2 separate regions of the Homo sapiens genome follow, and region 2 is linked to region 1. Evidence: read pairs that join two places in POLR2A ChIA-PET (ENCODE). Cell type or tissue: HCT116. All regions are shown on one strand. Each heading gives the region's core, and the rest is flanking DNA. Links, peaks and the distances in the headings are about the cores only. Region 1 overlaps LOC101927421 (a long non-coding RNA gene). Region 2 overlaps LOC101927421 (a long non-coding RNA gene).

The links. Peaks named below come from ENCODE experiments on the same cell type or tissue, not always from the same donor. Only the 100,000 strongest peaks of a DNase experiment are listed, where the experiment ranks them.
Region 2: POLR2A ChIA-PET joins it to region 1 with 5 read pairs; 3 of 35 experiments call an interaction of 5 or more read pairs at or near these places.

Annotation. Positions count from the first base shown.
Region 1 is chr5:125,143,442-125,160,056 of GRCh38, forward strand. LOC101927421 (a long non-coding RNA gene) reads left to right here. Exons shown (of 6, transcript NR_109882.1): 3 at 15,212-15,381. Among named protein-coding and RNA genes, the nearest start is that of LINC02240, 340 kb to the right of the region's middle. In HCT116, for the core only: no CTCF peak of the experiment used is centred there; no DNase peak of the experiment used is centred there.
Region 2 is chr5:125,085,017-125,101,631 of GRCh38, forward strand. The region is part of intron 2 of LOC101927421 (a long non-coding RNA gene); the gene reads left to right. Among named protein-coding and RNA genes, the nearest start is that of ZNF608, 350 kb to the left of the region's middle. In HCT116, for the core only: no CTCF peak of the experiment used is centred there; a DNase peak (open chromatin) is centred at 8,975.

The DNA.
Region 1 (16,615 bases), core at 4,590-12,589:
CTATTTTAGATATTTTACTTACCTACAATAAAGAAGCATAGGAGCTTAAACTTGTGTACATGCATATGCATTTTCTGTCCTTTTGGGAAGAAGAATCCAGTCTTGCTTACCCAAGGCCTGTTGGCAAGTGCCACACTGGATTCTGCCCTCCGTGTGGAACTGGCTTGCCCTAGCCTCTCTTGGTCTCCACTTATTATGTGTAATGTTCTTAACAAAACTACATATAACTTTCTGTATGCCACTTGCAGTCTCTTTCATTATTAATTCCTGTATAAAGGGCAAGTTTAATTTTTAGAAACTCCTGAAAAAAGCCTAGGGCACTAGGAGACCCAGCTTTTACATGGTATTGTACATAAAGATGTGTAGATCAGCATCCCCAAATGACTAAACATACCTGCAATCTTTACTTAAATTTGTTGGAAAACATTTAAATATATCAAATTTTTAACTCATTGCAATCGCTTTTTAAAAATCTTTCCTCTTTTTCTAACTTATCTCTTACACTTAGGCACCCAGAAGCTTCTCTCTAGGCAACATTCTTCATCAAATCTCTACCCAACACCCTTTTCCAAATTTAGCTCAAAAGACTTACTTTCCTTCCTCTTTGCTTTTGCCTATGATTTCTCTATTCTCCCCTGAACTAACCTTGATTTTTTCCTTTGCAAATTTCCTTCTTTGCTTCTCCAGTTCTTGCTTTCTCTCTTGTCTTCCCCATCAAGCTTCAAGACTTGAATTCACAAATTCAGCTTCTGTCTTGGGAGGCAAAGATGAGGGCAGTGGAAAAAGTGGAAAAAGAAAGCTTTTATTTAGGTGGTGAAGGTGGGGAGACAGTTGGGGAGAAATGAGAAAGAGATTGCAAAGACTTAAAAACTTCTAACTTAATTCACATCATATTAATATCACTTAAGATGACAAAGACTTGTGGTGGCTAAGGCTCAAACTGGCCCAGGACAATTCTTTCATTGATTTTAACATTTTTTTTCCTCTAGAGTGCACGCAAGATGAAACTCAGCTTCTATCTTGATAGAAGTGAACAGGAACATAAATACTGTTTTTCAAGAAGCAGGCACTGCCATGGATATTTTACCTATTTAATAGTCACAGCAACCTGGTGGTTATGAAATTCTTAATTTCAGTTTTACAAATAAGGATCCAAAGTAACAGAAAATTTAAGGTCACGTGGCTAAAATTTATCAGGCCGAGACTCCACACAAGATTGTCTGCCTTCAAAGCCCAAGGCTGCTCAGGGGTTTAATCATGATTCAGTAATATCTTTGAGCACCCACTGGGTCATCAGGCACAGTGTTGGATGTAGAAACATAGAGATAGAAGATATAGTTTCTGGCTTGAAGGAACTGCAGTGCTCAAATTTCCACTACAGCTCCCAGATTCTACTACATGGTTCTACTTCTTTTTCAAAGGATCACATTTGGAATTGTACCTTATGGTTTTGCATATTTCCTTTCGTGACTTGTAATAAATCACAGGAATAGAAATTTCTTCTATAGTTGCTCTGTTTAACACATAGCATTTAAAAATCAATTGGATATTTCATAAACAATAATATTGAAGAGCTTTTTATTGACTCATCACTGAGCTAGATGTTGTGCCATGGTTAATCCAGGGGAGAATTAGACACACTCTGACCCTTAAGCTGTTTGCTGTCTAGGGAGGAAGATAGCTGTGATGGAGTTCTGACAGCTAAAAGTAGTTAGAAGCTTAGAGCAGATGTAAATATCTTGCTCCAAGGAACCAGGTGTGATGAACAGGGAAACTATTGAATAATTTCATATTTGTTCTGTTGGTAGCATTTATAGACAGTAGGTAGCTTATATTGTAGTTATATAGACTAATTTGGAGAGAAAACAGAGTATTCATTGAGATTTGGGTGGTAAATATCTATTTCTCATGTTGGAAAAAACCATGAATTTTGATCTATTTTTATTTGCAATTTTCGCCTTGAAAAGTAAGTTTGCCTTAAATGTGGAAACTGGCCTTTCATGAAGCCATCCTTTCATATCCAATTTTCCAGTTGAACTGATCGTTTATGTTTCAGACCTTTTACATGAGTTTGAGGGGAAGCAATGATCATAAAAAGGATACCAAGACAGAAACCATAAGAAGGTCACGCTAAAAACTAAAAGCAGACAACAGAGATAGATGGGTTTATTTCTCCTCATTTTTTCAAACACCTGGTCCACTATTGCTTAGAGTTTCAGGCAAACAAGGCTTGATTTTCTGAGAACGTGATCACAACAAGGACGATATTGTGTGTTCTTATGAAATGGTTTTGTGCACTAGGTACTTGATCGAGAATGGTTCAATGAATAGAAACATTCTCTATATTTTTTAACACAAGTAATACATGAATAAGTTCTTGATGAAAAAGTTTGTAATTTTCTTTTTAATAGCCTCTTCTCTACCTGTATATTCTCTTCCTTGTATTCATATAAATATAAAGAGTCTCATCCTTCTGAACTTTTTTATATAGATTGATTTATTTATAGATACATACCTACATAGTATATAGTTTTAAATTATTTTTGTATACATAGGATTAAGCTGTTTTCTACTTGCTTTTTTTTCTGTTAACAGTATGACCTGGAAAAGTTTTCATGACTGTTTATAGATTTTCCATGCTCCTTTAAACTACTGGGTAATATTCTATACTATGCATATAACATAATTATTTTTAACCATGCCTTACAGATGAACAACTGAGGTTCTAATTTTTTGATGTTATACACTGTTTGATAATGGGTTTTCTCATATGTGCCTCTTTAGGAACAAGTGGAAGTATTTCTGTAAGATAGCACTTCATTGCAGAATTGTAATAAATACCAGCAAATTTCACTCTTGAATGCTGAACTAATTTCACGCCTCTTAATAATGTATTAGTGTCTCTATTACCTAGATCTTTTCCAACACTATGTATTATTATTTAAAAATTTGTCAAGGTGATAAGTGAAAAATAATCCCTTATGTTTTAATTTGAATTTCTCTGCTTACTAAAAGTTTGAGGGAAATTCTCATATGTATATTAGCTATTTTGCCTTTTATTCAGGAATTACCAGTGTCTGGCTTGGGGGAAAGCCCTGCTCAGATTTCTATATAAAATTCTTGAGAAGACTATATCCAAATTGTGAGAAGACTGAATGCTAATGTGATTAAATTTCAGCTTTACTTGGTAATTTCTAAATTTTGAAATAAGTTATTTGTTGATATCCAAGGCTGTTTATCAGAATCACCACTTTTTCTTTGACTTTGCTTCTTTGGGGACCATTCTCACATATTCACCTTCACATCTGAAAATTTTTTTTGTGCCTAGAATCTGATTCATTTGCAGTAGAAGACACACATCGATAACTACCAGCTCTCCTAGTTCGTAACCCATGTCTGTCACAGGCTTTCTTGATACAAATTTAAGATCTATCCTCTCCTTTATTCCCTAGACATCTAGCGGGAGAAGGAGCTAGCCCAAACTGCTTCCCTGCTTCTCCCTGCTTCTCCCTGCTTCTTCCTGCCACCTGGCTCCTCGTCTCACCTCTGAGAAGCTCCACCTGGGATCTCTACCATTTCCTGGGTGTCCAGCAGTTAGAACTCCAGGCCTAGCAGGGCATGGTGGTATGTGCCTGTAGCCCCAGCTACTCGGCTGGCTAAGCTGGAGGATCACTTGAGCCCAGGAGTTCAAGGCTGCAGTGAGCTCAGGCACTGCACTCCAGCCTGGGAGACAGAGTGAGATTCTGTTTCTAAAATATAAAAAAAAAAAAAATTTAAAGAAAAAAAAAAGAACTCCAGGCCTAGGTTCTCCCAATGGGACGATGTTGCCAACACAAAAGTGGTTTCATGGAGGCAAATTAAAGGAAATTATCAACCTAAAACTGGACCTTGAATAAGACTTTGAAGGTTCCAAGGGGAAAAAGAAAGAAAATTTGAACTTTTCATCCAAAGATACCCAAGTTCCTAGTATTGCCTCTCTCGTGCTCCTCCCTTCCTCCCCGGCCACAGGGAAAAGGCATCTCTCCAGCCATGAAGTGACGTTGTAGAGTGGTGAAGAGCAGGAACTATGGAGCCAGATGTCTGGGGTGGCTTAGCGCTTCTGTCACATTTTAGCTGTGGGCATGGCAGCTCCAACGTGGCACCCACTGATCCTCCAGCCCCAGTTAAGTGTTCCAGTGGCTACAGCTCTAGGTGATATCTGACATCTTATGAGAGATTCTGACTCAGGATCCCCTAGCCACACTGCTCTCGAATATCCAACCCACAGAAACCATGAAATATATAAATAAATTATTATTATTGGTTTAAGCGACTACGTTTTGAGGGATTTGTTTTGTAACATTCAATAGTCACTACCAGCCATGTGACCTTGGGCAGCATCCACATGGGCAAGGTGGTGATAATAGCACCTTCTTTATAGGATTGTTGAGAGGATTAAATGAGTCATATATGTCATGTGCATACGTTTGTATTGATACATAGAAAGGCTACGTATTTGCTAACTATTAGCTATTTTTTGGCATGTCAGTCTACACCATATCAGACCTTTTTAAGGAAATCTAATTCCCAGGTCTGGCCCAGGAACCCAGTCCTTCCATCTCCTTTGACCAGGACACTATAGACCACAGCAGCTCATTCCCTGGAGTTTGAGTCAAGTGGACTAGAAAAGGACCATGCTTATTTGTCTGAAAAATATATATATATAATTTATCCCTAAAGATATTACAGTGTAAATCCCCATTTTCCAAAAGACAATTTATCTACTGTGAATTCTAGTACTTCACAGCACTCAACAGGTCCCCGTTTCTCATCTGTTTACTTTGTTCAAGTGCTTTCCCAAACAGAAGAGCTTCCTATTCCTAATCCTCACCTATGAAATGTGCATCCTGAGCTTTCAAGGTTTAGATGTGGAAAAGAGAAGATGACAAGCTCTCAACTGGCAGAAGAATGTTATGGAGAGGTGGTTGGTTCTTTTTTGTTCTTGATATCCATTTGTCTCACTTTTAGAGATATTGGGCCCCTGCCTGTTTGACAGAGGATGAGATCATAAAGGTCATTTAGCCCAGCCTCTCATTTTGGAGATGCAGCTCTCAAGTTATCTGTTCTCTGTGGTAGTTACTGAATATCAAGTCCGAAAAAGTCCCTTGAGCCTGAGTTCCTTTGAGCACACACTAAACCTTTCCTTTTGTACTGTGCAGTGAGTGGACAAGAAGAGTTTCCATTGATCATTGTACCTTGGATATCTTCTCCATTCTTTACAAGAAGAGTTTCCATTGATCATTGTACCTTGGATATCTTCTCCATTCTTTGCACAACAGCTTTCTTGTCTATTCCATCCCTAGACTCAGGAAAGAGTTAGGAAAAAGGTTGGCGTCTCCATCTCTCCTATTTCCTAGAAGTATTGTTGACTCATAGGATGCTTTCCAATTTTATGTCCAGTGTATTTTGAAATACTTCAAAGCCAAAGAGGCTCTTGTTGCTAACTTATTTCTGGAATAGCCCTTCGTGGTTATGGAATGTTCCCTGGACTTGAAAATATTGCCTTACCCAGAGACTTCTTTTCTTCCATTTGTAAACACTGGTGGAAAAGGTGATTTGTCACATAACCCTACAATTTCCAGGTGTTTTGTCTTCCGATTTATGGGCAAGTTCTCAAAGTGGCTAATTAGTGGATCCTCCATCCTGTGGCTCTGCTTGGTGTGTAAAAACATAAGGCATAGTTACTAGGTTCCAAATGGGATTTCCACAATTATTAGGGGGACTGTAAGGAAACATCTCTCTGAGAAAACTAGCAGAAACTTGTCTTTGCTGGAAACAATAGTCTTCATCTGGCCTCAGATTTTTCAGCCAAAGAAAAAAGATGGGAGTTGGATATGCTGGGGTGGAAGGGGAGAAGCATTTAGACAGTCCATTAACAATCAGAGCCGCAGTACAAACACGGGAGGTTTGCCTGAGTGTAGGGAAGCAGCAAATGTAAGAAGCAATGAAACAAATTAGCAACAGAAGCACCAGCTCTGTCTCTCCTTTGTGGCATTATTATTTAAAGTTCAAATGTCTTTGATACGATTAAATTAATCTTTTTTTAGGATCCCGCCACATTTGAAGAACCACAAAAGGAGGCTGAGTGAGCTGAAAGAAATACACAAGTGGATCAGCAACATGACAGCTGCTGCAGTGAAATCTGGATTGTAATATGTCAGTTTCCAACCCATCACATACAATCCAGACAGAGACATAGCTTTTTGTCTGCCTCGTTGTGATTTCCCTGTCTGGTGCGGTTTGGGTCACATCTGTTGGCTGCATTCTCATCTTCATGAGATCTGCATTGACTGATAGTTTAAACCCCATGTTTATCTATGTCTGCGGCTCTTATTTCTCTCACAGGGAAGTCTCCAGAGAAGCCCAGTATCCCCTGATGTGAGAATCTTGCTTGGTTTTATTAATCAACAGCCAGTGCCCACATTCAGGCAGTTCTGTATGTTTCATGCTAGGATATTGGGTGTGTTTGTTACATATGTCTTTCAACATTTATTATATCAGAAAAAATTTGATAAAAACATAAACCTACTTCCTGAATATATCACACTGATTTAAAACAGAACTTCTCACGATGAACAACCCAAGCTCACTGTTTCTTTGACTTTTGCATATTTTCTACTCGTGCATTATTCTGTCATTTCATGATAAAATGATTGAAAAACACTGCTTTAACCCTCCAAACTTGGCTAGTGGCTATATAAGGATTTAAACTTCAGCATGCCTGTCTATGCTCAAGCCTTGGAAATCCTTTTGCATTTCAACCATTGCTAATGTTTCATATCTGCACATTGAATCTAACCCTTGATTTCTTTTGTAGACATATGTAATCTGAAGGCATGCAACATTTTGCAAATGTTGGCCCATATTTTTATTTCATAAGGTCTTATTTGGTCTGTCGACCAAGTTTTGATTACTTCCATATTGCTCTTAATTGCCTTAATATCCCCAAAGACTTTCCTATTCTGTGCATCCCTTTATCTTTGCTTCTTTTATCTCTTGCTGTGAGAGTACAAAATTGCTGACATATTCAATGTATTTAAATTCTGAGTGTTGCAGAAGAGTTTTCAAATCTGTTTTAATTTTCTGATACTCAGCTGAGGACCATTACACATTCTGTTCAGCTAATCTGTTTTTAATCATATCTGTAAATGCTAAAGTTGTACATGAGAGAAATGATGCATAAAGTAAAACCAGACCAAGTGTACTTTCGCATATGTAAAACTAAATTCTTACTTTCTTCCACTTACAAGTTTTATTTTCCTATAGTCGTGTAGTCTTGACTTACACCAGAATTTATCTGCCAAGAGTTTATGGTACTGTAGTGAAAAAATCCCGACTTTTTCATGTTTAAAATATTTATCGATTAGTACTTATCCCCTTGCTATCATAATAAAATTTGATGAACGTAAATGTACTTTTAATTCCATTTCATAATGTATCAGCTAAGATATATTCAGTCATAAATAACTAATAATTGCATTAATAGTGGTATTGGCCATAAAGACAGTTGCTAACTTAACATAAATTCCAGAAGAGCCAGGTTCCTTCCATTCATTTACTTTTCCATCCTTGGGTAGTAGTCTATGACATCTTTCTTACAGTCATACCTACAGGCTTCCCAGCAGGCATGAATCTCACCTTTTTTTGGGAGAATCTTGGAAAACCTCACAGTCTTCTTCTGTCTTATCTAGGCTGGAATTGGACCACAGGGTCGCCCTTAGACCAATCATTGGCAAAAAGGCAAGAACTCATCATGACTGGCTTATGTGAACCACAATTATCCTGGCTTTCTGCTTAATACTGCTTGTACAAAGAGATTTGTTAGTAAGGAATAATGAGGCTGGATGGGGGATGGGAGGGTCGGAGAAAGGGATAGCTGTTTGCCACACTTAATAACTGTTCAAAGCTTAAGTCATGTTTACAGAGGTCACTACTGCTGTGTTTAGACCTATGAAGTCAGCTGAAATGTTCTCAAATATTGATACATTATTCTTTATATTTTAAAATAGCACATTTTATTGCAATATTTTCTTCCTGAGTACAGTGAGCACTATGAAATATACTATTCTACACATGCAAAAGGGAAAACAGCAAAAGCTTAGAAGCAAGGAGAAGAAATTAAAAAGAGGGAAGGAAAAGGACAAAGACCAAATTGTAATGCATTTCACTTGCAAAATCTCTTTTCTTGTATAACAAATGCACTGCTTTGTGTTTTGACCTACTGATGGTGAATTATTTCCTCAGACTAAAACTCCAGAGCTCAGTGGGTGAAGGGTGAGAGTCAGTAGAGTATAATTCTGCAGAATCTAGCCAGTTAGCTAAATGAGTAAATATAGGAATGGAGAAAGCCCGTGTCTTTAGCCGTTAATCTTCTCACTCCTCTTACTCTTTGTGTAAGTTTGGTCCTCTATTTGTTCTGAGGTAGACCAAAAGTAAGCAGAAAAAGGTAATATAGAGAAGTAACTCTTTTATTCCAAGGGCAGCCTCTCAGTTGACAATTAACTCTTAGCTGCCAGTTCAAGCCTGGGGAAAATAATTATCCAAGACACTTCCTAGTTTACTTTGAAATTTAAAGGAAGCATAACTACCTGTTTTAGGGTTCTCTTGGGTACAAGTGACAGAAATTCATTTCAAACTGATTTAAACAAAACAGGATTTGTGGGAGGGGAGGAATATTGGAGCAACACAGAGACTCACAGGGAGAACTCAGTAACCCAGACTTGACCTGAGCCAGGGACCGTGAGTGGCCCTGCAAATCTACTCATGTTTCTGCCTCTTTATGAGTTTTCACTTCTTCTTTTTTTTTTTTTTTTTTTTTTTGGGACAAAGTCTCCCTGTGTTGCCCAGGCTGGCGTGCAGTGGTACAATCTCAGCTCACTGCAACCTCTGCCTCCTGGGTTCAAGCCATTCTCCTGCATCAGCTTCCTGAGTAGCTAAGACTACAGGCATGCGCCACCACGCCTGGCTAATTTTTGTATTTTTAGTAGAGATGGGGTTTTACCATATTGGCCAGTCTGGTCTCAAACTCCTGACCGCAAGGGATCTGCCTGCCTCAGCCTCCCAAAGTGCTGGGATTACAGGCGTAAGCCACTGTGCCCAGCCTCTTAACAGCGTTCTGTATGTGATGGGAGCCAGGGCCATGGGCAGTCTCTGAATCACATCCTTATTGCAACGTGATCAGAGAGGAAAGCACTATTTTCTCCAGGAAACGCTTGAAACATTCGGAGAAAGCACTCTCATTTCTCTGGCTTGGGTTATATGAGCATGTGTGGAGCAGCTACTATCAACCTCAGGTAGGATTTGGAGGGGTGACAAACAGTAGGGTGAGGAGCCCTGGGGTTGGTCCATCTCGGATTATGTTTTGCCATCATGGTTAGGAGTACCAGGATGGCACACACACTCCCCGACCAACACCCGCTAGGGCTGTGGCTGTGAAGAAATATTTCCGGGAGAAGGGAGTTGTGAGTGGTAAATGTCCACAATGACACAGGCGTCCCTCTTAGCATTCCTGAGGTAATAGTGTGTGTGGTTCTGACACGGAAAATGAGTGAACAGTGCTCCCCTGTTTTGTAATGAGCTGATGTGGACTCCACACAGTAAGAAAAAAAAAAACTCCATGGTGTGCGTGATGCAAGACCACCTTTGAGAACCAGTTTAAGATCTCTCTTAGGCCCTACACAACTGTACTGAAACTGTTCCCCTAGAAGTTATTAGGTCCTCCTAAATGCCGCTGCTCCTTTGTAGCCACACTTCCCCCGCTCATTCTGGTTAAACTCGCTGCAGCACTCTCATTTTCATTTATTCTGTCATTCAACAATATTATTTGATGCATCCTAGCGATTTGTTCAAAAGACAAGTTCCCTCTTCTCAGCAATACTTTCTGAGAGAAACAGGAAATGAAGTAAAGCAGAGATGGATCATTTAATTGCCACTTACAATAAGTACTATGAAGGAAATAAACAGGATACCGTGACAGAGAGTAAGTGTTTATGAAAGATCTGCCTACGTAGGATTTATTTGTCCATAATTCTTCTTAAGGAAAAGAAAGAAAGAAAAACAAAAAACGATAACAACAAAAAACAAACCTCTCCTCATGCATGGCTTTGGTAGTAGTCTCTCTCCTGGTCTGCCTTCAAGTTCTTTGATCTATCTTTCTCTGGACCGGCTTTCTCCTCTCTCTTTCTTTGTGACATAGGCAAATCCTGAGACCAAATAACGAATGAAGTGACTTCCCTTCTCTTAGTCCCTCTTTCTTACTCTGAGGGCCTTTCCTCATTTATCTTCTGCTTCCTGTTATTTCTCTTACTATGCATGAAAAGTAAATTACTGATCTTCTTTAAACCTCCTCTCCTAAGAGAAATGACTAAGAAAAAGCAAAGATTCTTGTTGGAAGACAACTGGTTAGGGAGAAGGAGGATTGTTTGGGGAGAGGTCTTTCCTACAGTTTTCATGTTGCCAAAGCAACACCTTAGTCCAACTTTTCTGAGTAGACATGCAACATATCAGAGTAAGACAGTCTTTATTTTTCCATTTGTATCCACTTTTACATTTTTCCATCTGTATTAGTTATTCCTGGTTCTGAACCTATTGATATGCTTATAAACGAATATTGTCATTACATTTCATCAATATATAACAGCAGGTGAGTAATGGTGTTAAAGAAACCTCAGTGCTGTTTGGGCTTGAGACACTTTTCTCTATCACTGGACATTATTAGTATCCTTTCTAACTTTCCTCAGCTTTCCATGCGGCTGAATGCCAGGCTACATATGCTCACCAGGCAACCAAAGTCCAGGATAAAGACCAAGCTCGTCATGTCTCAGCTGTCATGTTTTCTCTTGGGATGAGTTGGTCTTCATCTCATTTTCAAGCTGGCCCCATTGTTTTGTAGTGATGGAAATCTGTCACCAAAATCTTGGTGGGCCTTCCCAGAATCCAGGCTGTGCTGATGTAAGTTATGGGGCCAAAAGGAGTTGTGGCTTGGCAAAGTGACATTTTATTTAAAATATTCTGGTAATGTTTATAAAGCACATTAAGCACTTTTACAATATTTTAAAAATCAAGGAAAGTTACTTGGTATTATCACATGTCTTCCAAGGAAATTGTTTTGAAAGTTGTGGTCCAACATTCCTAAAAACAAATAATTAGATTCCTAGCCTTATAGCAATGGTGTGATCAGTCTCTCAGAGAGTGAGCATTTATTGGTCCCTCCCTCCCCTTTCTTACTCAGGCTACTCTCTAATCATATTTTGTTTTCTTTTCTAGTCTTCCCTCTGTTGCCACAATATTTTTTTGCTAGCAGCCTCAATTTTTCCAGCTGTTAGCTACTGGAGCTTTTTTTATTATGATACATTTTTCTGAAATCCCTAGACTCCTCTATTTCTTAGATCTGTCTTATAAGACAGCTCATGAAACAGACAATGGAGAGAATTTATTGAATGTTCACTGCGTGAACAGGAAAGGCCAAGGTAAGATGCAGAAATACTTATGGTCCAGTTGGGAGACACAATATAAATGCATGAAAATGACAAGCAGAGATGAAGCAAACAGTGCCAGTAAGTAGCTCCAGATGGATAATTGAGGGATATCCAGTGGGATCAGGTTCATTAGGGGAGATATTCTGGAAGAGAAAAATTGAGAGTGGAGGACAAAAGGAAGGACTGGAGCAAGACTACTGGGAACAGGAGAGAATGCTCTCATTATTGCCTCACAGAGAGTTATATGGCGATTCACCTGTGGAGCTTTGCTTCTAACAGTCACTTTAACAATAGCCTGCATAGCACTTGGACTCCTGAGTGCTAGACTGGCTTCCTAGCTCTGTGTGTGTATTAGTCTGTTCTTACACTGCTAATGAAGACATACCTGAGACTGGATAATTATAAAGGAAAGAAGTTTAATTGACTCACAGTGCCACATGGCTGGGGAGGCCTCACAATTATGGTGGAAGGCAAGGAGGAGCAAGTCACATCTTATATGGCAGCAGGCAGGAGAAGAATGAGAGTGAAGCAAAAAGGGAAACCCCTTATACAACCATCAGACCTCGTGAGATTTATTCACTGCCATGAGAACAGTATGGGTGAAACTGGCCCCATGATTCTATTATCTCTCACCAGGCCCGTCCCATAAAACGTGGGAATTATGGGAGCTGCATTTCAAGAGATTTGGGTGGGGACACAGCCAAAGCATATCAGTGGGTGAGTGAGAACCAGTGTCGTTAACTGTGCACTCCCACAACTGTTCATTAAGTCCTTTCAACTGGACATTTCTAAGGAAACTACGAGGTTAAGAGGTGGGTGTATATATTCATTTGCCTAGGGAGTTTGGTGAAATGGTAACTTTGAAAATGTTTTCTTTGCTAAAAAGATTTTGTTCCTGAAGCCTGTTCTTTGTGAAAAATATCATATCTCCCCATTTGGAAAATCACGTTGAATACAGAAAGTGGCAGCTTGTGAAAACACACACTCAACGTGTTTCTTACTTTCTCAAGGCGATAAACTATAGTTGATGAACTGCAAACCTCTCTGAATTATAGAACCTCTCTGCTAACCCGGGGGATTTTAACAGATTTTTAAACTTCTGTCTCTTAATTTTGTTTTTCTTCCCTTGGTAAGTGAATAAGTAGAGTTAACCTTACAATCAGATCAAACACTTCATTCTGATCCCAGGAAGCTTGGGTCCTTAGCACCTGGATTTTTAGCAGTTTATAGAATGTGCCAGGTGTTTACATGCATTCTTGCTTTTGCCTATGCTGCAATCTTGGCCTTGAATTTTGTTATCCTCTCTGCGTTATCTCATGGGCAAACATCTCCTGCTTATACTCCAAAAGTCACCTAATCTCACAACAGTCTCTTCTTTTAGAACTAAGCACTCTTTCCATTGTATTCTGGAAAACACATTGATCAGATCTCCTCTGTGGCCTTGGGGAACCATATTATCACGTGATGAGGGCGTGACTTTACGTCTCACCCTATTTGAACTCCTCAGAGATAGGAGTGTGTTTTATTATATTAATATTTCCTATCGTTAGCATTAAAAAAGGCAGATAGTGTTATGTCACGCTTACTAAACATGAACCAATAACCTGCTTTTTGTGAATCCTATGTTTCTTTAAGACCCATTTCACCTTTTGTAGGTTCTTGACAATAAGGGAGATTTCACCTAAATGTGTGTGACAATGCACAGAATTTCAAAATTTCCAATGAACTTGAGGTTATTGTTGCTCTCAGATTCTCTGGACACTTCTTTACCAAATTTGCCTTGACGTTTAAACACACAAAAGTCTGTGTTAACGTTGCCTCAATGCTCATAGCAGACTTTATTATTTCTTTTGCATGTTCATAAAAATCTCCAAAAATATGGGGGTTGTGGTAGATATTTAAAATAAAAAATAGTGAATGAGTTTGATATTGCAAAGTAATATATGGGAAAGTTGTTTATTTTGTGTAGTGCTTTCTAGTAAATATCTATTTTACTGTTTTACTTTCTCAAGGATACATACAATCAGTATTCTGCATTCTTTATTTTTGCTTCTCTTGGGTATTTTATTTGCATTTTATATTTATTTCCTAAAAGTCCTAAGTATCAGCATTCTTGCAGATTGTTGATGAACCAATGGAAAGGATTGAAATGTAGATAATGTTTATGCACATGTGTATATTTATGTACCTATTTAGCATTTATATAGAATCGAATTCATTGTAATTAAAAGGTTTTAGAGCTAAATACTTTGAGATCTGCTTTCAAGGGTTTAGTAATCTAGTGGTGAAAATAAGAATTGTTCAGAGAAAAAAATGATGTGGGAGTTCAGAGGGTGATATTTCTGTCACTCTGGGAAACAGTGGGACATTGAGAGACTTGACTTCCTTACTTCTACTTGAAAAAGAAAGGGACAGGATATTTTAAGTGCAGGAAAGTGTGCAAAGGCAAGGAGATGACTGATCTTTGGAACTGTAAGTCATTCAGTTTAGTTGGGGCTCAGAGTATAGTGGATTTTTCTCTAGCCAGGATGTTACCTGTTCAGCCACTTTAATTCATAAAACGGAATCTAAATTAAATTGAGAAAAGTAGTCAGATATTCTCCATTTTAAAGTGTAGACTTTGGTTGTTCACCCCTTGCTTTTGAAAAACAAACACCACAGATGAATCAATACGTAGAACATACACCAAATGCAAACCTGGCTTTAGTACAACTATAGAGGCACATTCCCTCCTTACTAATAACACATTCCTAAGGTAGCCAGTTTATAGGGATGCAATTCACAGCAAGAAATATAGGCTGTAGAAGAGCTGATTTCAGTGTTTATCCTAAAACAGTCAGGTATACACTCAGAACATTGAAATAGGGCAAGTTCTCCCTAGTTCTGCACCTTTGAATAATCAGAGTTGGGAGAAATGGATGTTGAGTGGCAATGGGAATTGAGGCTCTACCCTCATGTGCTTATAGCAGTATAGGTCTGAGGATAGTTGTGGTAGGAAGCACGGAAAACTAGATCAGAGGAAGAAGGGACACAAAAAACGGTAGCAGCAGGGTTAGCTCCAGGGCAGACCACAGAGTTGGCAAAGTCAAGCTTTGATAACCTTGCCTTTTTTCCTCTATCCCATATCACAATGGGTCAATGCTAACATCTCTTTCTGCAGGTTTTTATTTAAAGTTGGCTATTTAATAAGACCCAGGAGGCAGCTGGGAACCCAAGAATGAGCACTAGAATGAAAGACCTGTTTATTCCTCACTTTGCCACCGGCTGGTCACATGATCAGAACCCTTATTGTTAATTTTACCTTCATCCTAAATAGCCCTCCTCTGTGCTCCCACAGCAGGCTCACAAGCATACCTTTTTCATTATATCCCAAAGACTGTATTGACTATGCCACAGGAGTCCTTCCAGAAGCACTTTTACTGTAAGATAAGTTTTTCTTTTTAAGGGTGAAAAAGCCCTTGAGGTCACAAGGGATTCATTGATAAAGGTGTATTGATAGATGGTGTGAATGATGTTTGAGCATCTTACCTTGTGACACAACAAACTAATATTTGTGGGTAATTGCCTTCTTCACTCATCTACCCTAGACCAGTCCTCCCTCCCTCCCTCCCTCCCTTCCTTTCCTTCCCCTTCCCCTTCCTTCCTTCTTTCCTTCCTTCCATCCTTCCTTCCTTTTTTTCTTTAATTCTTGTCAGAAAAATAGTTGCAATGTGAATCTAAGAAAATAAAGATGTGGAGTACACAGAGCTTTGCTTCAGATTCTCTGGACTAAAGACTGACACTCATCTAGATGCCAAAGATCCCATCAGTCACCACATTTTTTAGACTTCTGACTGCTAAGAAATATTTTGGATCTTCAGAATAGGTATCCTTTGGGGGAAAGAAAGGGATATATATTTTTTTGTTGACCCTTGCTACTTAAGTCTAGAAATTATGAAAGGGAAAAATTTGAAAACTGTTACTATGGTAGGACAGTATGCCTATTCCTTTCGTCTTCTGTTCTGTACATCTTCCCTCTGTTAAAATGAGATTTGGCTACTAATGTTAAGAAAAATATTTCTGGCCGGGCACGGTGGCTAACACCTGTAATCCCAGAACTTTGGGAGGCAGAGGCAGTCAGATCACCTGAGGTCAGGAGTTCAAGACCAGCTTGGCCAACATGGTGAAATCCCGTCTCTACTAAAAATACAGCCAAGTGTGGTGGCGGGCACCTGTAATACCAGCTACTCGGGAGGCTAAGGAAGGAGAACTGCTTGAACCTGGGAGGTGGAGGTTGCAGTGAGACAAGATTGTGTCATTGCACTCTAGCCTGAGCAATAAAAGTGAAGCTCCATCTCAAAAACAAACAAACAAACACACACACACACACACACACACACACAACAAGAAAAATGTTTCTGTCTTTTAGAAGCTGCACTCTCAAGACCAAGTACACTTTCAAAAGAGAAGACTGAAGAAATCTGAGTTCATCATCCCAGGACCCTGGAAATAGCGTAGGGTTAGGGTAAGTGCAGAGTTGTAGGAAAAATAGTCTAAACAAAGACATGGAGCAAGAAGAGGAAAGAGAATAAGACAGCAAAGAAAACCATCATCATTGCTTCTCACAGGATGGCTGTGTTTGGATTAAAGACTGCCAGGCTGGACAAAGCCAGTAAACATACTACAGTGTTTTCTAGTCTACATCTATGTTTGTGAATGGCTAATAGCAAGATGACTATTATTAGACTGTTCCTATATACTCTTGCAAACTTTGTGGTGCACAATAGGCAATGTGTAATAAGAAATAATCCATTAAGTGAGAAGAATGGAAAATTTATTTGTAGCCTTTTAACCTAATGAAAGGATAGAACATTAAAATTAATTAATTATCATTGGAAAAAAGCATACCATGGGCTGAAATCAATGAATTTAAAAACAGAAAATCAATAGAGAAAATCAACAAAACCAAAAGCTGGTTTTTTGAAAAGACCAATGAAATCAATAAATCTCTAGTCTGGCTAAGAAAAAAGAGGAAAGACCCAAATTACTAATATCAGAAATAAAAGAGGGGCCATCACTCCAGATCCTCTGGACATTAAAGGAATTATAAACGAATAGTA
Region 2 (16,615 bases), core at 4,155-12,154, 59 kb before region 1:
TAATGAAGTGGCTCTCCATTACCTCTTTTCCTAGACCCTGGAAACCACTAATCTGTATTCCCTCTTTATATGTTTACCAATTCTGTATATTTCACATAAATGGAACCATATAATATGTGACCTTTTTGTGTGTGACATCTTTCACTTAGCATAATATTTTCAATTTTCAGCTATGTTGCAGCATGCATTAATACTTCATTTCTTTTTAATGGCTGAATAATAATGAATTGTTTCATCATTCTCTTAAACCTACTCCAATTTTTTTTTTTTTTTTTTTTTTTGACAGAGTCTCACTCTGTATCCCAGGCTGGAGTGCGGTGGCGTGATCTTGGCTTGCTGCAACCTCCGCCTCCTGGGTTCAAGCAATTCTCCTGTCTCAGCCTCCCGAGTAGCTGGGACTACAGGTGTGTGCCACCATGCCAGGCTAATTTTGTGGTATTTTTTGTAGAGACGTGGTTTCACCCCATTGGCCAGGCTGGTCTCGAACTCCTGACCTCAAGTAATCTGCCTGCCTCAGCCTCCCAAAGTGTTGGGATTACAGGTGTGAGCTACTGTGCCCAGCCCAAATGTTCTTTACCTCCCCATTTTCAAAAGTGTTCTTTTCATGATCACCAGTGACCATTAAGTTGCCAAATCCAATGAGGATGTTTCAGTCTTCATTTAACTAGATGTATCAGCAGCATTCAACATAGCTGATCATTCATTTCTATGAACTACATTCTTTGCTTGGGTTCCAGCTGTGCACATTCTCTTGGTTTTCTTCCTGGGTCATGACGACTTTGCTGATTGCCTCTTATCTCTTAAATCTTAATTTGGGGTGCTGAAGGGTCATTCATCGGACCATCTCTCTTCTTGATTTACTCTGTTGGTTATCTCATTTAATGCTACTGTTAATGTTTAATTTTCAAAAACTCATGAGTTTATGCAAATATATAATGAATACATCTTCAACATTTATCACCCTTATTAATGAGGGAACCAGTAAGATGTTAAAGCTAGTTCAATAAATATTTGAAGAGCTATATATTTTAGCAATTTAATATGGGATATGTTGCATAATAAAGAATTCATCTGATATTTGTCCCTGGTTCCTGAGAGAGCTTATAAACCCTGGAAACTCCTGAATGGCAAGAGAGTCTTTATTATTCACGGTGAGCCTCTAGGGCCACACCTGAATTTATGCAAATGAAGTGACTCATGGTGTACCCCTAGACATTTATGGTACAGGGGCTGGTCATTCTACAAAGACACACCCCATAATTAGAAGGTTGGGGCTTTGAGCCAGATGACATCAACCTGACCTCTGAAGAGTGGAAGGAAGCTAGAGACTGAGTTCATGGTTAATGATTCAATCAACAATGCCTGTGTAATGAAATCCCAATAAAAATTCTGGACATCAAAACTTGGGTGGGCTTCCCTGATTGATGATACACAATTATGTGCCAGGAGGGTGATGCATCCTGAGGACAAAGAAATTTTGTGTTTGTGTTTGCCTATGTGTCTCTTCATTTAGATGGTCCTGACCTGTATCCATTATAGTGAACTGTAATTGTAAATATAGTGCTTTTCTGAGTTTTGTGAGTCATTCTAGCAATTATCAAATCTTATGAGATAGTGGGAACCTCCACACTTGTAGCCAGCTGGTCATAAGTGAGGGTGACCTGGCAACCTTGGAGAATGCAGCAAGTGTCTGAAGTAAAAAGAGTCTAATGGAGGACTGTGCCCTCAACCTGTGAAGTCTACACTAGCTCCAGATTTAGCATCAGATTTACATTGCAAAATAAGTTTCAGGGTTAGAAACAAAACGGGTTAATATTTTGCAGGATAATAGACCAAGTTTTCTATTGAACAGAAATTGTATCACTATTAGACTAAATTCTGTAAGTTAGTTGATAACTTACAGAATTTAAGTCTGGGACATAAAATCAAAATCTGAATATTTTATAGAATATTTATAGAATCATGGCTCCCAAAATTTTTAGTTTGTAGCTCAATCCTGATTTTTAGACTAATACTACTTGATTGTCTACTAAGTATGAAAACTTAATGTATCCAGAATTTAAATCCCAATCTTCTTGCCCCAGATATGCTTGACGTGGACTCTTACTCATCTGTAAATGGATTATTGATCCTTTCCAGCCACTTGGCTTTCTTGCTGCCCAAAATGTAACACATGTCCACTCTTACTGATCTCTTTCTAAAATACTCTTCATGGTTTTTAATCCTCATCTCTTTTATCTCTTTGTTCAGATGTCACTGTGATGAGACATCCTCTATTTAGACCTTCGTCTCTTGTCCCGACTCCTCTAACCTTGCTCCTTGCTCTGAATCATTTTTCTCCATCGCACTTAACAACATGCAACATGATATATGATTTGATTATTTTGTTTTTTGTTGTTGCCATCCATGGAAATGTAAGCTCCATGAGGGCAAGCATTTTTTGTTTATTTGTTTTCTTGTTTTATTCATCAAAGTCTCCCTAGTGCCCGGAATAGTTTCTGGCACATAGGAATTCAACAAACATTTGTTGAATAGTGAGTGAGATGTGACATTATGCAACTATTGAAAAGAAAAGGAGCATAAGCATATCACCTGCAATTTTATATTCAAATAAAATCTATTGATTTTAGTAGTTTTAGGTAGCTATATAATTATTTCCATGGTTTGGAATTGATTTAAGAGGCAGCTTGCAAGTCATTATTAATGTCAGTTTAATTACTTTAGAGTTACAGCTCATTTTGGACCCCAAACAGAATTACCCGTCTTGAACCCCACTTTGTTCATCAGACTTGACTCTGGTAATGGTGCGGTGAAAACTGCCATTAGTTATTTTCAATAATCTTTTCCCTTAGTCAATAATTTTTCATTTGCAAGTAACAGATATATACTTAAACTATCAAAGTTATATAGTTTGTTGATAGTAATTCACATTGTTTTCTATTTTTCCCCTTGCCAATCCTGAAAATAGTTGCATTTTGTCTTCCCTGCCTTAGCATGGTTTAGTTGCAGGGTCAAAGCAGAAACAGCCTGAGGTCAGTTCTCTTCCTGTTTTTTTTTTGTTTTTTTTTTGTTTTTTTTTGTTTTTTTTTTTTCAGTTTAGAAAGCTTAGGCATTTGAGAGGTTCATGGTAGGGTGACCTAGAATGGGAAGAGAGAAGTTGGTATTATTGAGGAGACAGTGATGACAGAAGAGATGAGAAAGGGAACAGATATTTTTTTCTGAAGACTAAGAAATGGCCATACTTGAAATTCCCTGAGCACATAATTACGGCTGCTGTGTTGTCTCCCAAGAATGTGACAGAGCTTGGAAGAAAATGGCTGTATGTTGCTTCTAGGGCTAGTCTTCACAGAAGAGGGGTACTACAAGGTGTCTCATTGAATCCAATGGAAGTAAACAAAGTTGAGCTTCATGAGAGACTGAGATTGGAAAGCATAAAATCTGTCAGGGAAGCCAAGGAAAATGGCAATACCATCTCTCTTAGTTCATTTGATGCTGCTACAACAGAATCCAGTTGTACTGAGAGGTGACAGTGTGCTGGCAGCCCTCACTCGCTCTCAGTGCCTCCTCTCCCTGGGCTCCCTCTTTGGCGGCACTCGAGCCCTTCAGCCTACCGCTGCACTGTGGGAGCCCCTTTCTGGGTTGGCCAAGGCCGGAGCCAGCTCCCTCAGCTTGTGGGGAGGTGTGGGGGTAGAGGCGCCCATGGGAACTGGGGCTGCGCACGGTGCTTGTGGGCCAGCGCGAGTTCCGGGTGGGCGTGGGCTCGGCGGGCCAGCACTCGGAGGGGCGGGCTGGCCCCACTGGCCCTGGGCAGTGAGAGACTTAGCACCTGTTCCAGCAGCTGCTGTGCTCAATTTCTCGCTGGGCCTTAGCTGCCTTCCCGTGGGGCAGGGCTCGGGACTTGCAGCCCACCATGCCTGAGCCTCCCCCGCCCTCCGCTCCTGTGCAGTGGAGCCTCCCCGACAAGCTCCGCCCCCTGCTCCACAGTGCCCAGTCCCATCCACCACCCAACGGCTGAGGAGCGTGGGTGGGCGCATGGCGTGGGACTGGCAGGCAGCTCCACCAGCAGCCCTGGTGCAGGATCCACTGAGTGAAGCCAGCTGGGCTCCTGAGTCTGGTGGGGACTTGGAGAACCTTTATGTCTAGCTAAGGGATTGTAAATACACCAATCGGCACTCCGAATCTAGCTCAAGGTTTGTAAACACACCAATCAGCACTCTGTGTCTAGCTCAGGGTTTGTGAATGCACCAATCGACAGTCTGTATCTAGCTACTCTGGTGGGGACTTAGAGAACCTTTGTGTGGACACTGTATCTAGCTAATCTAGTGGGGTCGGAGAACCTCTGTGTCTAGCTCAGGGATTATAAACGCACCAATCATCACCCTGTCAAAACAGACCACTCGGTTCTCTGTAAAATGGACCAATCAGCAGGATGTGGGTGGGGCCAGATAAGAGAATAAAATCAGGCTGCCAGAGCCAGCAGTGGCAACCCACTGGGGTCCCCTTCCACACTGCGGAAGCTTTGTTCTTTTGCTCTTTGCAATAAATCTTGCTGCTGCTCACTCTTTGGGTCCACACTGCCTTTATGAGCTGTAACACTCACCGTGAAGGTCTGCAGCTTCACTCTTGAAGCCAGCGAGACCACGAACCCACCAGGAGGAAGGAACAACTCCAGACGTGCTGCCTTAAGAGCTGTAACACTCACTGCCAAGGTCCGCAGCTTAACTCCTGAGCCAGTGAGACCTCGAACCCACCAGAAGGAAGAAACTCCGAACACATCCGAACATCAGAAGGAACAAACTCCAGAGGCGCCACCTTAAGAGCTGTAACACTCACTGCGAGGGTCCGCGGCTTCATTCTTGAAGTCAATGAGACCAAGAACCCACCATTTCCGGACACAGTACCTCCTTATTCATGGTTTCAGTTATCCATGATAAACCACAGTCTGGAAATATTAAATTGACAATTCCAGAAATAAACAATTCATAAACTTTAAGTTGCATGCCATCCTGAGTAGTGTGATGAAATCTCATGCCGTTCTGTTTCATCCCACTCTGAACGTGAAGCATCCCTTTCTGCAGCACGTCCATGCCGTCTATGCTGCCTGCCTGTTAGTTACTTAGTAGCCATCTTCTTATCACATCAACTGTCACAGTATCCCAGTGCTTGTGTTTAAGTCATACTTATTTTACTTAATAATGGCCCCAAAGTGCAAAAGTAGTAAGCTAGAAATTAGGATTTGCTAAAGAGAAGCCATATAGTGCTTCCTTTAAGTGAAAAGATGAAAGTTCTTAATATGCTGAGCTTGCTAAGATCTACAGTAAGAATGAATCTTCTATTGGTGAAATTATATTCTTATAATTTTTCTACTTTATTATTATTTATTGTTAATCTCTTACTGTGCCTAATTTATGAATTAAACTTTAACATGTATGTATAGAGAGGAAAAAACAGTATATAAAGTTCGGTACTATTTGTGGTTTCAGGCATCCACTGGGGGTCTTGGAATGTATCACTTGTGGATGAGGAAGGGACTACTGTACTATTGAGTGGGTAATTTATAAAGAGCAGACATTTATTTCTCACACTTCTGGGGCCTGGAAATCCAAGACCAAGGCACCACCATTTGGTGTCTGGTGAAAGCTGCATCCTTTGGAGGAGGGGAATGCTGTGTCCTCACATGGCAGAAATGGGGAAGAGAAAAGTAGGTGAACACTGTGCTGCATGAAGCCTCTTTTAAAAGAAACTTAATTCCGTTAATGAGGGAGCAGCCCTCATGGCCAAATTACTTCTTAAAGGCCAGACTTCTTGGTACTACCACATTGGCAACACCAGAATGTTGGAGGGATTAAGTTTCAACATCAATTTTTGAGTGAACAAACCATTTAATCCATAGCACTATCTCTCTGAAGCTGAGTCTTCTTTCCCTCTTTGAAGGCTAGCTTTGCCTGCTTCAAAAATGGCTTCCCCCAAACTGGATTTATCTCACTTCCGATTCCAAGAAGGACACTGGCAAGAGTCAGTCAAGTTTTGTCTAGCATTAGGACATTGGAAATTGCTGTTACCAATCTCTAGGAGCATTGTGAGCAGGAGCTGAGAAGAAAGATGGGAAAGTTAGTGAATTTATTAGTCCCTATACTTTAAAAGTCTAGTACCCAGAACTTTGTTATGGCTATTTCCTGGTTTCTGGGACAGAAGCATTTTGGTATTCAAGATAAAACTCCTGTCCAAGAAAGCCCATTTGGATGGAAGAGCAAAAAGCTTCTTAACTGAACTGAAAGGTGGGGTTGGTTCTTCTTTACCAAAAGAAAAATATAATCATCTACTGATGAGATTGTTAAAAAAAAAGAAAAAAAAAAAAAAAAGAAGAGTCAATTGACTTGTAGATCATGAATGGGTAGATGTGGGGCCAATTTACTGTTATGTGTGAAAGGCTGCATGGAGCAATCAGGGCAATAGCATCTTCAGCATTAGATCTTTAGGTAGTTAAAACCAAGATACTGTTCCAGGACCCTAAATACTCTTACAGGTTGGTGAGAAAAGAAAGGGAAGAATAGACTGCTTCTTTCTTCCTTATTTCTAAAAACCTGGCTTTCAATTATATTAAAATGTTAATCTGCCTCCATTGCCATAGTCAATACTTTAATTACATAAAAATAAATTGTAAATGAAGGAAGAGCATATGCTAGAATTATAACAAATGAGTAGTACATATTTTCAAATAATGTAGTAGGTTGGAATTTTGCAGATGACTGGTAAATTGTTAAATACAATGAATAAATAAAACAATGTGTACAGTTTTACATTCTGATTGCAGAAAATATTTTAGTAAACTTACAGAAATTTACTCTGAAAGTTCATACTTGAGTATGAACTCTAGAACACCTTATGTAACAGAAAATAAAATACCTTAGGAATCTAAAGCCAAAAAAACTTAAGAATAGAATGTAAGAAAGTTTATCATAGATTGTTAAGAAAATAAAGAGCTGTAGTGAACATATGCATGCATATATCTTTATAACGGAATGATTTATAATTCTTTGGGTATGTACCCTGTAATGGAACTGCTGGGTCAAATGGTATTTCTGCCTCTAGGTCTTTGGGGAATACCACACTGTCTTCCACAAGGGTTAAACTAATTTACACTCCACCAACAGTATAAAGCATTCCTTTTTCTCCTTATCCTCACCAGAATCTGTTGTTTTCTGACTTTTTAATAATTGCCGTTCTGACTGGAGTGAGATCGTATCTCATTGTGGTTTTTTATTTGCATTTCTCTAATGATCAGTGATGTTGAGCTTTTTTTCATATGTTTTTTGGCCACATGAATGTCTTCTTTTGAGACGTGTGTGTTCATATCCTTTGCCCACTTTTTAATGGGGTTGTTTGTTTTTGTGTGTGTGTAAATTTAAGTTTCTTGTAGACTCTGGATATTAAACCCTTGTCAGATGGATAGATTGCAAAAATTTTCTCCCATTCTGTAGGATGTCTGTTCACTCTGATGATAGTTTATTTTGCTGTGCAGAAGCTCTTTAGTTTAATAACAAACACATGGAATCAACTAACCCAATTGCCCATCAAGATAGACTGAATAAAGAAAATGTGGTACATATATACCATGGAATACTATGCTGCCACAAAAAGGAATGAGATCATGTCCTTTGCAGGAACATGGATGGATCTGGAAGCTGTTTTTCCTCAGCAAACTAACCCAGGAACAGAAAACCAAACACCATATGTCCTCACTTATAAAAGGGAGCTGAATGATGACAACACCTGGACACACTGGGGGAAACAATACACACTGGGGCCTGTCAGTGGGGGAGGGGGGAAGGAGAGCACCAGGAAGAATAGCGAATGGATGCTGGGCTTAATTCCTGGGTGATGGGTTGATCTGTGTAGCAAACTACCATGGCACACACTTACCTATGTAGCAAGCCTGCGCATCATGCACATGTACCCTGTAATTTAAAGTAAAAGTTGAGGAAAAAAAATAAAGAGCTCAGCCGCGCGTGGTGGCTCACGCCTGCAATCCCAGCACTTTGGGAGGCCGAGGTGGGCGGATCACGAGGTCAGGAGATTGAGACCATCCTGGCTAACATGGTGAAACCCCGTCTCTACTAAAAAATACAAAAAATTAGCCGGGTGTGGTAGCGGGCGCCTGTAGTCCCAGCTACTTGGGAGGCTGAGGCAGGAGAATGGCGTGAACCCGGGAGGCAGAGCTTGCGGTGAGCAGAGAGGCGCCACCGCACTGCAGCCTGGGAGACAGAGCGAGACTCTGTCTCAAAAAAAAAAAAAAAAAAAAAGATCTCAAGGAAGGCAAACACAAATTGTTCAGGCAATACTTAATAGGGAAACATAGTAATGTTTTCTAAAATCTTCAGACTCTTAAAATTAATTTCTATTTTATTAATAGCCTCGCATCTTTTATGTATATGTGAATGAAAAAAAGAATAAATTGAATGATACTCTCTAGTTTGCAGATCAGGCTTTTGTTCTGTTGTTGTTTAGACCTGTTAATTCATTTATAAAACTCTCATTTTGGAAGTATGGAGTTATTTTTGTATGGAAGTTAATTGTTTTTAAATGGTATGACTTTTTTTTTTTTTTTTTTTTTTTTCTTCCGTGAGCATTTCGATGCCTGGAAGCGGGAAACCTGATTTAGCTATCTGTTGCCGTCTTGGTCTTTATTTTAGCTAGGAAGACTAAAGGGCTGCATGTTAACCTCTCCTTGAACTCAGGGATTAAATCTAGTTGGTTATCTTAAGTTTAATAAGTAGTATCCATGAGCACAATGATTCCTTTAAGTGACTTTATTAATTAAACAGCTTAAAACAATTGCTTGAGACATGGCTATGGCAAGAAGCCTTGGGAGTACTGAGGTACTTCTGAGAAAGGGAGTAGGGCACTCTGTCAAAGACTCTGGAAGGTTCAATTGTGTCTTTTGTTTTATACTTGAAATGCTGGACCCGCTCAATGAATTAGCAGGAAGTGACACATACTGAGTCGTGGACACGCATTCACATGCTAGAAGACATTATTAATGCCTCAGGAATGGTGGAAAATTCTTTCTTCTACTTATTTTTATAAATTATTGTTTCTCCCTCCATTGTACCTAGAGCTAGAGGGAATTGTCATAATAATGTTAGAGGAGGATGATTTTGTATGACGTTTGTGAATCCACATTATACCTATTTGAGAATAAGTGCCCTCAGTGTTCTTGGTACTCAATGCACTGTGGAAGTGAAATAATGCCTGCTTGCTCTTCCAGAGTTTGCAGTTTAGCACAGGAAAGAGGGAGACAACGATTGAAAACCAGAAGTAGCTGAAAAATGAGAAAAAAGATCTGTAAACACTAGGCTGGGAGGTTTACTATAGCAGAAAGCTCATGTACACCTGAGAAAATGTTCACCTAAGCTTGGCAACGATTTTGAAGAAGCACAAGTTATGGTACATTTTAAAGGAAGAGTAGTACCAATCTTAATGTCTTAACTAGGCTAAGATCTATGACCCTTAATTAACAAAAACTATCTACAACTGAATTACAAAATATTTCTGAAAGTCAATAAATGAATCTATATTAGTCAAAAAATACGTTAACCGGTGGATAACATGATTACAGTAGTGTCGAAGGAAAGGAAACAACGTTTATCAGTTGGCTTACTTATTTTTCAGTTTCATCTATTTCCTAAAATTATATTTGTGACTTAGAACAAAGTAAGCATCCTAAGAATGTAGTACATGGGCTTTGCATAAATACAGCCACATGTGCTATAAAATAGATGTGAAACATCAAACTCACTCTCCCTCCAATCATGTGGCTTAAATAGCCAAAGGTGTACTATACACTTGTGTAATATTTTCTCTCTTTAATTCTTCCTTTTATCATTAAAAAGGCATGAATTATCGTGCTGTATAAATAGAAAAATATGATAATGTGTGTGCATCTTGAAGAAGAAGGCTCTCATTCCATTTAAAAAATAAATTCCAGATTAGGAGGAGCCAGATTGTAACATTTTGGATCTACGACCGCTATTTGCTTTGCCACCTGAATGACACAAAGAACACTGTTTGTGCAGTGTTGTGTGTGCCTCTTTATAGAACTTGCATGTTTTCCAATTTGTATACATGCATACTTTGTTTTATTGTACTTTATTGCACTTCTCAGATTTTACAAAGATTTGAAGGTTTGTAGCAACCCTGCATAGATCAAATCTGTTGGCCTAATTTTTCCAACAGCATTTTCTCATTTTATGTCACATATTGATAATTATTGCAATATTTCAAGTTTTTCATCATTATTTTATCTGTTATGGTGATTCATAATCAATAATCTTTGATATTACTATTGTAATTGTCATGGGGCCCACAAACCACACCCATATAAGATGGCAAACTTAATAAATGTGTGTCTTCTGACTGCTCCACTCACCAACTGATCCTCATCTCCCTCCTACTTAGGGCCTCCTTATTCCCTGAGACACAATAATATTAAAACTAGGCCAATTAATAACCTGAAAATGACCTCTAAGTGTCCAAGTGAAAGGAAGAGTTGCATGCCTCCCACTTTAAATCAGAAGTTAAAAATAATAAAGCTTAGTGACCAAGGCATGTCAAAAGCTGAGATAGGCCAAAAGCTGGGCCTCTTAAACCAGTTAGCCAAGCTGTGAATGCAAAGGAATAGTTTCTTAAGGAAATTCAAAATGCTACTCCAGTGAACTCATGAATGATAAGAAAGTGAAACAGCCTTATTGCTGATATGAAGTTTTGAGTGGTCTGAATAGAAGACCAAACCAGCCACAACATTCCCTTAAGCCAAAGCCTAATCCAGAGGAAGTCCCTAACTCTCTTTAATTCTATGAAGGCTGAGAGAGATGAGGAACATTCAGATTTGAAAAGATCTGAAGCTAGGAGAGGTTGGTTCATGAAATTTGAATAAAGAAGCTGTCTCCATAACATATGAAAGTAACCATGCAAGGTGAAGCAATAAGTTATCCAGAAGATCTAGCTAAAATCATTGATGAAGGTGGCTACACTAGTCAGATTTTCAGTGTAGATGAAACAGCCTACTATTGGAAGAAGATGCCATCTAGGACTTTCACAGCTAGAGAAAAGGCAATGCCTGGCTTCAAATCCTCAAAGGACAAGTGACTCTCTTGTTAGGGTTTATGCAGCTGCTGACTTTAAGTTGAAGCCAATGCTCATTTACCATTCTGAAAATCCTAAGGCCCTTAAGAATTTGCTAAATCTACTCTGCCTGTGCTCTATAAATGAAGCCAGAGAGCCTGGATGACATCATATCTGTTTATACATGGTTTACTGAATATTTTAAGCTCACTGTTGAGACCTACTGCTTAGACGAAAATATTTCTTTCAAAATATTGCTGCTCATTGACAACGTATCTCATTTCCCAAGAGTCCTGATGGAGTTGTATAAGGAAATTAACAATTAATGTTGTTTTCCTGCCTACTAACACAACATCTATTCTGTAGTCCATGGATCAAGGAATGCTTTCAACTTTCAAGACTTATTTAAGAAATACATTTTTTTTAAGGCTATAGCTGCTGTAGATAATGATTCCTCTGATGGATCTGGGCAAAGTAAATTGAAAAACTTCCGGAAAGTATACATTCTAAATGTCATTAAGAAAATTTGTGATTCATGAGGGGAGGTGAAAGTATCAGCATTAATGGCGGTTTGGAAGATGTTGATTCCAATTCAAATGTATGACTTTGAGGGCTTCAAGGCTTCAGTGGAGGAAGTAACTGCAGATGTGGTGGAAATAGCAAGAGGCCAGAAGTGGAAACTGAAGATGTGACTGAATTACTGAAATCTCATAATCAAACCTGAACAGATGAAAAATTTGCTTCTAATGAATGGGCAAAGAAAGTGGTTTCTTGAGTTGGAATCTACTCTGGGTGAAGATGCTGTGAACATCATTGATATGATAACAAAGGATTTAGAATATTACATAAACTTAGTTGATAAAACAGCTGCAGGTTTTGAAACATATGACTACAATCTTGAAAGAAGTTCTACTGTGGGTAAAACGCTATAAACAACATTGCATGCTACAGAGAAATCTTTTGGGAAAGAAAGGGTCCATTGATGTGGCAAACTTCATTGCCATCTTATTTTAAGAAATTGCCACAGCTACTCCACCTTTCAGCAACCACCACCTTGATCAGTCAGCAGCCATCAACATGGAGGCAAGACCCTCTACCAGCAAAAAGGTTATGGCTTGCAGAAGACTCCGATGATCATTGTTTTTTTTTTTTAGCAATAAATTATTTTTAAATTAAGGTATACATATATATTTTAAGACACAATGCTATTGCACAGTGCATTTGTATCAACATAGCTTTCATATACATTAGGAACCCAAAACAATTTGGGTGACTCACTTTATTGCTACGTTCGTTTTATTGTTGTCTGGAACCAAACCTGCAATATCTCTGAGGTATACCTGTATATGTCAAGGTTTTTGGGTTTTTTTTGTTTTTTTTTAAACCAGACTTTAAATTTCCTAATAGTGCTCTCTGTCTTTTGTTCACTTAGCTGAATTCCTTGAAAACAGAGCCACACAAATGTGGTCATAAAGGGAATTAAATTAAGAGCAAGTATCCATGGTACATGATAAAAGGAACAAGACCCTTCTTGTTCAGAAAGTTTTTCTTCTTAATCTGAAGATATTGAAATAAAAGTATAGCCAAGCTTTTGAAGAAAAGTTCCTAGTTTTTGCTTTGAACTTAGACAAGCTTTCCACAAAAAGCTGACAAAGAGTGCTTCAGGTGCTCAAGTAATACACGTAAGGAGGTGGGCAGTATTAGAGCCCTTAGAATGGGCAAATGTGGAAGGGGAGGAGGAGATGAGAGTGCTACCCTGCACAGTGAAATATGAAAGTCAGGCTTAATATCCATCCTTGCTCAAAACTGGATCTGTTTTAGCAAAATAATAAGATATTTAATTTATTGGATAGTTTCACATTTTGTGGCTGATTCTGTTTTCTACTCTCTTACTCACCTTTCCTCTGAGTAATCCCACCTATTGCCATAAATTTCTTAAAAAATTATTTAGTCACTTAACTTCAGCTTTTGTCAGCTCACTTCTAGTATTTTTAGGGTCAAACCTAAGGTTTACAGCTAATAAAGCCATTTTCTTTAACAGTATCAAAATAGATCTTTTCAAATGTGTAAGAAATGTCACCTGAAAGGCACTTGAAAAAATTTTAACTGTCCAAAAGAAATATTAGACGTTAATAATATTTTATGTCCTAATTAAGATGTACATGTGTCTTTGTAGTGAAAAATTCTGGCCAAATGTTAATTAGAAATGATAAAGATAGCTGTCATATTCTCTTTTTAAAAATTCATCATTCTTAACCATTCCTTGTCCAACAATTCTGAATCTTAAAGAATAAAGCATATAGTTATTGCACTAAGAATGATCCAAGCAACTCTTAATGCCACGTGTCACTATTCTATGTGTTTGAAATAAATAACTAAAATATGGTCTTTGCTTTGAGAAATGCAAGCAAAAATCTTTGGGAAGCTTAACTGCTTATCCCCTCCAATTCAGCTGAGTTACATGTCTTCTGAAAAAATCTTGTTTGAAATAGAAAAAGGCATTTGACTGGGTTAAATGATGTTATTTGGGAATTTTGTAAGTGCTGCAGGGTGAGAACACACATTGTTGATTTTAAATGAAGAGAGCATTTTCCAAACCACAGCCTAGTTCTGGCCCCTACCCCGCCCCTTTCTGGGTCAATCAATTGCCCCCAGGCTGCTTATAGTAAAAATCATGTGTTAAGAGTAGGTGAATTTCAGTGGCTCTCATAATTACATTTCTGTGTTTCTTCAAAATATCTGATGGATTGAAACTTTACCCTCCCTCTGCAAAGAGATTATGTATTTGCATGCTCCATCTCAACTCCATTTGAGTGCACGGTCATCATCAATACATTTTCTGGACTGGTGTCTCAGCTTATTTGGGGGAAATAATGCCATCCTTCAGGCTTTTGTTCTCCTATGTGCTTGGATCTATAAGTAAATATAATGGTGCAGCAGTCAGGAGGAGGAACCCCTTATTAGATTGCTGTTGCTCTGTTCAGGAGAACCCACTGGAAACTCTACTGGGCAATCTCACAGGAAGCTCTCTGTGTGCCAGGGCTTCTCAGCTAGATTTTGTTTAACAGCTTTGTGGAATATTAGAATTCTTTTCATTTTTGGTAATAGAAAACTGGCTCAGAATACACACTATTGGGCCACATGTGGGCTTTTATCTATATAACCTGATCTAAAGTCTTAAAACCAATGCTAAAAGATGGGGATAGAAGAAAACATTTTGCATTTATTTTAGGTAAATGAGACTTGAGACATTTTTCTTCCCATGCATTTATTTGCTGTATATCCAAGTATAAAAATCTAAGGTTATTTTTGATATTTAAACTTTGCTTGAGAAGATTTAAGAAAATATACCTATATTTAAAAATAAACCAATGACTACACCTATGCATTTTAACCATTTTTAGAGAGAAAGTTTTCTGTGCATAATAGCTTATCATGATGTGGGTTCTTTGCTGAGGCTTCAGAAATTGTTAGTGCCAATTCCAATTTGCTTAGTTCATTTACTTTGCACCTAAGTTGTAAATTAATCATTGCTGGTAACATCAATTTAGTTGTAATTAATCATAGAGGGAGGAGTAAAGCAGTCGGGTTGCTGCCAGCCATATTAACTGCCTTATGTGATTGCTCTTGTGTAATTTTCCAGCACTTTGATGAATATACAGGCAAGAAATACTTTGGGAGCTTGCAAGAATATTCATATTATATTTGGAAATATACTTGAAAGCACTATAAATAGTTGATTGCTGCTTTACCTGAAGATTTTTTTTTGTGGCCATTAGATAAATAACTTTTACACACACACCACGTGCACACACACACACACACACACACATACACACTACGCCCTTGCTTTGGATAAACGATATGTTGATGCTTTCAGAGCCGGTGAAGCTAAAAATGGAGATTTAATTGAAGTCTTGGCTGGATGTTCAAGGTTAGAGAAGAGCGGATACCAACAAATACAAGTATTGATGTTTCCTATGCAGTTTCCTCCTAGCAAATAAATATTTAGGGGGAAATACCATTCTCATTTGCAAATATATAATATTTCCTATTCATTGACCAAATATATTGATTTTTACACTATTATAATAAGAGTATACACATAACTTTATTGATAACTAATAGAATTTTAGGTGATTTACAACAGACAAATGACACACTGATATAAAAGGAATAATATATTAAAAATAACATATTTTACAATTTCCATAAATTATGTCTTATAACTGCCTATCCATTGTATGAAGCCATTCATTGCTTTGAATTGAGGACAAATTCCACCTACAACATAGAAGTCATTGCTTAGCATGGAGTTTCAAGCTATACTTTTCAGGCCACAGCAAAACGATAGTTCTGAAAGCTGGCCTTTGCATGCATTCTTGTGAAAGCAGGGGCAAAGTCTATGAAATCCTGTCTTCTGGCTCCTCACTAGTCTCCATGGCAGGGTGGCTGAAATGGTCTTGTGCTGGGTGTTCTGGGCTAGTGCTCCCTGCAGGTGACTAGTCTTGCTGGGTCCCCTTTGGGTATAGCACTGGCATATACTTCTGAAGTTCAAGGTTCTCATCTTGACTCTGGTCATAAGATCCCTGTACTTTGTAGCCTCCTTAGCACTACCTCAGTCTTTTCCAGGTCCACAAGTTTTCTCTGTACTTTTCTTTCCTCCCATTGAAACATGTAGGATGATCTGAATCCCCAGCCTGCAATAAACAGGCCGGAAGATATGGTGCTACCTTAAGTCCACTGCTGAGACAGATTCCTGTTGTTCAGGCATTATGACGCACATGGGAACTCTCTAAGAGATGTAAATGTTCTCGGGCTATGCCCAAAGAAATGAACCAAATGAGAAAATCTGCCCTGGAATTTCCTTCGAGTTTTGACCTCCCAGAGCAGAGAGGACACTCACCTCTAAAATCTCACTCTTCTGTTTATTTTCTTTTTTTCCTTGGCTCTTCCTAGTCCCCAGAGTGTCTTCCTCCTTTCACTTCCTGTTTTATAGGAATTTCCCCTTGGTCATATTCTCCCATTGTCTCTAGGCTATGGATGGTAGTAAAACTTTATGATCCGAGTTTCCCCAGTTTGGCATTTACTACGTAGACCAATATTTTAGTATTTAGAAAAGCTTTCTTTCTCTTACTCCTCTGCATCCAGTCAATAACTGGAGTAGGAGTGGGAGGGAGTACCCTTGAATTGCAGCAAAACCCCTTCTAGGAATACTTCCCTAGGGAAAGGATACACTTCAAAATATGACAAAGGTATACAGTAAAAGACAAGCCTTTATCTGCCCACGTCCCTTAGGCAGTCAGCTACTCTTGACAGAAATAATCCCTTCTTGTGTCTTAGATCTTCACTTCCCAGGGGTGCTCTATGCCTTTACATGTTCATATATGTATTTTTTATTTTTAAGACAGTTTGTAACATACTGTGCACACTCTTCTGTATCTTCCATTTTTTACTTAATATTTATTTATCAGTATGTATCACTACCCAT